Regions from separate parts of the Homo sapiens genome. Here region 1 is linked to region 2. Evidence: chromatin contacts called from ENCODE Hi-C or POLR2A ChIA-PET data. All regions are on one chromosome and are shown on one strand. Each heading gives the region's core, a stretch centred on a gene start or an enhancer-like site at or near the end of the contact. The rest is flanking DNA. Distances are from core to core; before and after follow the strand shown.

Region 1 (2,700 bases), core at 76-2,575, 170 kb before region 2:
GCAGGTGTCTTTAAAGGTCAGGTCCAGACAGCACCATCAGGAAGCTCTGACCCAGGCCGAAGACCCCCCCCCTTAGGCGTGAGGGGGCCTGAGAGAACCATCAGATTAACACTCCATTCCACATGCAGGGCCTTCGAGCCTGAGAGCAGGTGGACACCCAATTTAATGTCTTGGATCCCAGCACAGTTGCCACGTCTTTTCACAGATTCTCCTTACTGGTTTACTCTGGATTTCTCAAAGTCTTGACAATAATGGCAATGAGACCTCGGCCATGTGTCAGTTCCTTGGGCCGTGTCACTCTCAGGCCTCGACTCTCACCTTAGAGAGGTTTTCTTTCTCACAGGGGCCCAGCCCCCTCAACACTCTACCCTGGATAAAGTCTGGCTTCTAGCATTACCCCCAAGTCCCTCTCCTTTCTAGGCCTTTCCACCTTGCTTCCCAGGCCTCTGGAAACACAAGACCTGCCTTCTGCCCTGAGGCTCCTTACAGGGCAAACAGCAGCTGCTTTTCCTCCTGGGGGAAATCAGTACTTCAGAGGGAGTGGCTCAGAAGGGCATAATTGCTGATGAGGACATTTTGGGTAGCTCCCAGAGCTCTGTGGGGACAGACGGCCTTCACAGTAAGCTTCAAATACTCTCTCTACACCTATGCCATGATACTGTGCTTTCCCTTCCAGCTACTCAGTCAGCTTTATTGGCTTTCTCTGCCCCTGTCTCTGTCCTCCCTCTCTCTTCTCCAGGCATAGCACCCATCACACTGACTGAGTCATCCGGAAAATGTGAGAAATCACTTAATAAAGAGCTGCCCTGGGGAAATGGACAGGTAAATGGCTTTAAATAAAAGATTTTGTCTTACGCTTAATTTAATAAGAACTATGCCCCAGTACCTTCACTAGTAAGAAAGATAGACAGCAGATAAGTGGAAGAGATGAACAAGCTGTCAGCACCAGAGCATGTAATCTCTGTGAGCTGAAGTTTCCCTCTCCGGATACAAATGGGGCCATGCCAGGGAAAGCAGCTCTCTGCTTTGCCCTGTAGAGAGGAGCAGGGACTGGGAACCAGGCCAGCCTGATGTCGATTCCAGATCCAGCACTTACTAGCTGTGTGACTTTGGGGAAACTACTGAGTTTCTCTGAGTTACATCCAGGAAACAGGGGTGACAAGGCCTATTTAACATGTCCATTCTACAAATATATGGGAGGTGCCAGACACCATGTTAAATGCTGGGGACACACAAGAAGGACCAGCTGTCAGAAACGCCACAGGCAGAGGTGAAATGGCAAGAAGACTGGAGCAATAGGGACTGAGCCAGTTCACAGAGGGGCTGGACAAGCTACACCATCACAGGGGAAGAGGTGCAGCTGGCATTTGATGGCACGTGGTCAGGAATCCTGGAAAATCAGATTCCTGTCCTGCAGATTATTTCTTCTCCCTTCCTCTCAGCCCCACAAAGTTCCCATTGGAAGGAACAGGAGCCAAATAGGAATCGAAATTGCACTCAATTGCTGCACAAGTGCAGGTCTTCGGTTGGGTTGAAGCTTGAGGCTTAGACGCTAAGCTGAATAAGATATCCTGCTTCCCCCCAGGCCCAAATCCAGTTTGTGAGCTCACCAGCTTCTGGCTGGGATTGCATAGCAGAAATCAGAGGTAGAGGGGAATTAATACAGCCAGGTTTGTACAGTAAAATATGGACTCATTTACTAAGTCAACTTGCTCCTCAGCTGGATGCAGAAAGACACATGGACGCACATGATTCATTAACGCACGGCATGCCTGCCTACTTCTCTATGGCACCAAATCGGCAGTTCTCAATGCTGAGCTTCCCAGTTAATACTTCTTGAAAGAGAGTTGGGAAGAAGCAGCAGAGAGGACCTTAGTAGGAGTGGAGGTTATAATAAATTCTCCTTTCTCCTAAATGAATCAGATTAAGACTCTGAAAGCCTAGTGGGAAACACCAAAGGCTATTCAGCCAGGTAAGTGGCAAGATAAGATTTGCATCTTTAAGGAGTACATCTGCCGGTTTTCTTCCCTCACGATCAACCAGGAAGAAATGTGAGATAGAAAACTGTGAGGACACCCTAGCATGACAGAAACTGTTTTGATTTGTGGTGTGGGAAGTGACTGGCCTGGGGCTAGACGTGTTCTGGCTTCTAGCACTTCCTAGGAGGCTAAACTGAGCAGTGAACTGCTGGAGTTCTGCTCCTGCTTTTCTACCACCATTTCTCTGGTCAGACAGGTGCTGTCCTCATACCTCTGGTGCCTCAGAACTAAAATCAGACAGAGCAGGAGCCCTGCGCTCAAAAGGAAGTGACAAAAATATGTAGGGACCAACTGGCCTCCTTTCCTACTCCATCTCCTTCCAGTCCTAAGGGCTTGGAAATTACACCCTAGGGAGTGTCTCCTCCTAATGCACTTCTCAGTCTGGGGCATGGGAGGAGGAGGAGAAAAGACCAGAAGTGGCCTGGCAGTTCTTTTGTAGATTGAGCAGTGATTGACTGTGTTTTATGGGAGTGAGGACAGACCTGTGTTATGACTTTAGTGAGTTCTGTGTACCCTTCCCTCATAAAATATATTAAAAATCATATTTTATAGCTGCATTGATATAAAGATGAAAATAATCCAGGCTGGGCCGGGCGCGGTGGCTCACGCCTGTAATCCCAGCACTTTGGGAGGCCAAGGCGGGTGGATCACCTGAGATCGG
Region 2 (2,745 bases), core at 203-2,702:
ATAGGTATAGTCTAAGTGAAGCTTCCAGGAGGATGTTAGCATATTATTTTCCATTAGGTCTCAGTAACATTTACCAATGAGCTTCTTTATTTACAAAGCATATCTATCTTACTATTGACATCTCTTTGAAAATAAAGTCCATAGTTAAGAATTGTTACTAATTCAAACTACCTTCACCCCCACTCCAGTCTCCAGAATTATTCCATCTTTACCGGTATTCACAAAGGGCCTAAGTCCAGCTTTTCTTCCATTTACTTTGCCCTTCGCCTTCAAAGCCTACCTCGTTTTCTCCCCAGAGTACAATTTTGTAATCAGAAGTACATGGGCTGCCTTGCCCACTGTTTATTCAATCATCCATTCTCCACTCAAATCCTCATTTCAAAAATTAAATGCTCTCGCCAACCCCAGACCACTGGAATCAGAATTTCTGAGGGTGGGGGCCTGGCCTTAGTAATTGTGAAAGCTCCTCAGGTGATTCCCATGTGCGGCCAGGGTTGAGAAGCACTGACTCTCCTCCATCTGGTTTCTGCCTAGGTATCTTGCATCTGTGCAATATAAGGATTATACATTATTCTGGTCTCCTTTTTTGTCATTTCAAGGATTCCTTCCAAGAACAAAGACTCTTAAACTTGTGCATTAGAATCACATGGAAGCTTGTTAGGACATGGATTCCTGAGCCCCCCAACTCAGATATCTGGTTCAGAAGATCTGGGGCGGAGTCTGAAAATCTGAATCCTCTAACAAGTTTCCGGGCAATGCTGGCAGGCCAGGGACAACACTCTGACAGCCTCTGCCCTGCAGCACCAGGATAAGCCTTTCACATGGGAAGTACAGCTGGATCATTCACTGAACACTGAACCACACCACCTGAAACAGCCACTGAAGTGCCCATTCCACAGTCACCAGCCCTGGACTCGGACTTTAGCAACAATGGAGTATTTCCTTGACTGTGTTTAGGAGACTCCAAATCTCTGAAGGGGAAAAAATCTCCCCTCCCCATCATCCTCCCTGGATGCTTTTTATTCTACCAACACTGGACACAGTTTTTAAGAGTAGGGGCTGTGGGATGAGAAAGAGGCCTTCCCATATCGGTTTTATCACTCACTGGCTGCAAATGACTCAGGCAAATGCCTTTGGCTCTCTGTGCTCAGTTTTCTGATCTGTAAAAATGAGGATGGGCCGGGCGTAGTGGCTCATGCCTGTAATCCCAGAACTTTGGGAGACTGAGGTAGGCAGATCACTTGAGGCCAGGAGATCGAGATCAACCTGGCCAACATGGCGAAACCCTGTCTATACAAAAAATACAAAATTAGCTGGGCATGGTGGCGCATGCCTGTAATCCCAGCTACTCAGGAGGCTGAGGCATGAAAGAGAATCATTTGAGCTCGGGAGGTGGAAGTTGCAGTGAGCTGAGATTGCGCCACTGCACTCCAGCCTGGGTGACAGAGAGAAACTCCGTCTCAAAAAAAAATCAGGATGATTGAGTAATAGAAGCTGCCTTACAGAATTCTCATGAAGGTTAAATTATATGTTAAAATGCCTGTCTCAAAATGAAGATTGGCTATGACTGTTGCTATAGATGCTATTCCAGCAGTTATTATCGTAAGTCTTCATTTTCTTTGACCTCTCTGCAGCTTTCTTCCCTGACCACATCCTCTTTCAACACACACTTGTTTCCCTTGGCTTTCAGGCTTCCCCCCTAAATTTCTGGCAGGGTTTTCTCTGCCTCTCTCATGGGCTTCGCCTCTTCCCAGCTGTTAAGTGTTGGAATCCCACGAGGCTGGGCTCCAGATGCTCCCCATCCTCACTGAGTGCTTGCTGAGGATCTTGTCCACGCCCAGTTTCCAAGGCACCTCTATGCAGATGACTCACAAGCTCCGGACCACTCATCCAACTGCGGTTCTGACATCTCCATCCAGATGCCCCAAAGGCACTCAAGCCCAATATGTCCAAAATTGACTTCACGATCTACCCCAATGAACTAGTTCTCTAGGTCTCGGGGCAAAGCTTCACCCTTCAGAAACCTTAGTCATTTAATACCTCTCTCTCCCTCAGCCCTCACCAAGTCCTGTCATATTTACTTATCGTATCTTTGCATTTTGTACCTTTTTCCCTGTATACTTGTCCATTTCTCTCTCTCTCTACCACCATCATGCCCACCATTATGGCCCAAGCAACTATCATCCCTTGTCTAGATTCTTGCAGATGCCTTGCTTCTGATGCTCCCCACATTTATTGCAAATGCTGGTCACGCTCCAGGTAGAGGGACCTTGCCGAAACAGAAATCTGCTTGTAACCCACCCCGCTTCCTCCTCTAAGTCCACTGCTTAGTTTTTTTGAGAGTCTTGCTCTGTCACCCAGGCTGGAGTGTAATGGTGTGATCTTGGCTCACTGCAACCTCGCCTCCCAGGTTCAAGTGATTCTCCTGCCTCAGCCTCCCGAGTAGCTGGGAGTAAGGCAAATGCCACCATGCCCAGCTATTTTTTGTATTTTTAGTAGAGATGGGGTTTTGCCATGCTGCCCAGGCTGGTCTCAAACTCCTGACTTCAAGTGATCCACTCACCTTGGCCTCCCAGAATGCTGGGATTACAAGCATGAGCCACCGTGCCCAGCCTCTATAGCTTGATTCTATTAAAGTCTCCCTGTTACTCTAGGAATAAACGGAAAACTCTCTAATATGCTTCAAAGTCTGTGTGATCTTCTCAGTCTTCTCCTTTCCAGCTGTCGCTTGTTCCCTCTGCCCCA

What was found. Hi-C counts contacts between places; a loop is a spot of excess contacts on that map. ChIA-PET counts read pairs that join two places held with the same protein, here RNA polymerase II (POLR2A). Pooled maps may share reads with other maps.
Region 1: a loop to region 2 is called in a map of endothelial cell of hepatic sinusoid, with 2.6 times the contacts of the local background. The contact joins two enhancer-like sites. A Hi-C loop is called at or near these places in 1 of 168 maps with a recorded cell type or tissue (endothelial cell of hepatic sinusoid), 3 of 37 single-sample maps with no recorded cell type and 2 of 50 pooled maps. POLR2A ChIA-PET finds 5 or more read pairs at or near these places in 2 of 52 experiments (BJ and PC-3).

The regions. Positions count from the first base shown.
Region 1 is chr2:46,251,301-46,254,000 of GRCh38, reverse strand. The region is part of intron 1 of LOC101926974 (a long non-coding RNA gene); the gene reads right to left. It overlaps LOC105374581 (a long non-coding RNA gene), which reads left to right. Exons shown (of 3, transcript XR_940052.3): 3 at 740-1,591. Among named protein-coding and RNA genes, the nearest start is that of EPAS1, 45 kb to the left of the region's middle. Within about 2 kb of position 1,325, at least 6 of the 41 ENCODE cell types and tissues checked have a DNase peak (open chromatin) inside an H3K27ac peak, as active enhancers do.
Region 2 is chr2:46,081,683-46,084,427 of GRCh38, reverse strand. The region is part of intron 10 of PRKCE (protein kinase C epsilon); the gene reads right to left. Among named protein-coding and RNA genes, the nearest start is that of EPAS1, 210 kb to the left of the region's middle. Within about 2 kb of position 1,452, at least 3 of the 41 ENCODE cell types and tissues checked have a DNase peak (open chromatin) inside an H3K27ac peak, as active enhancers do.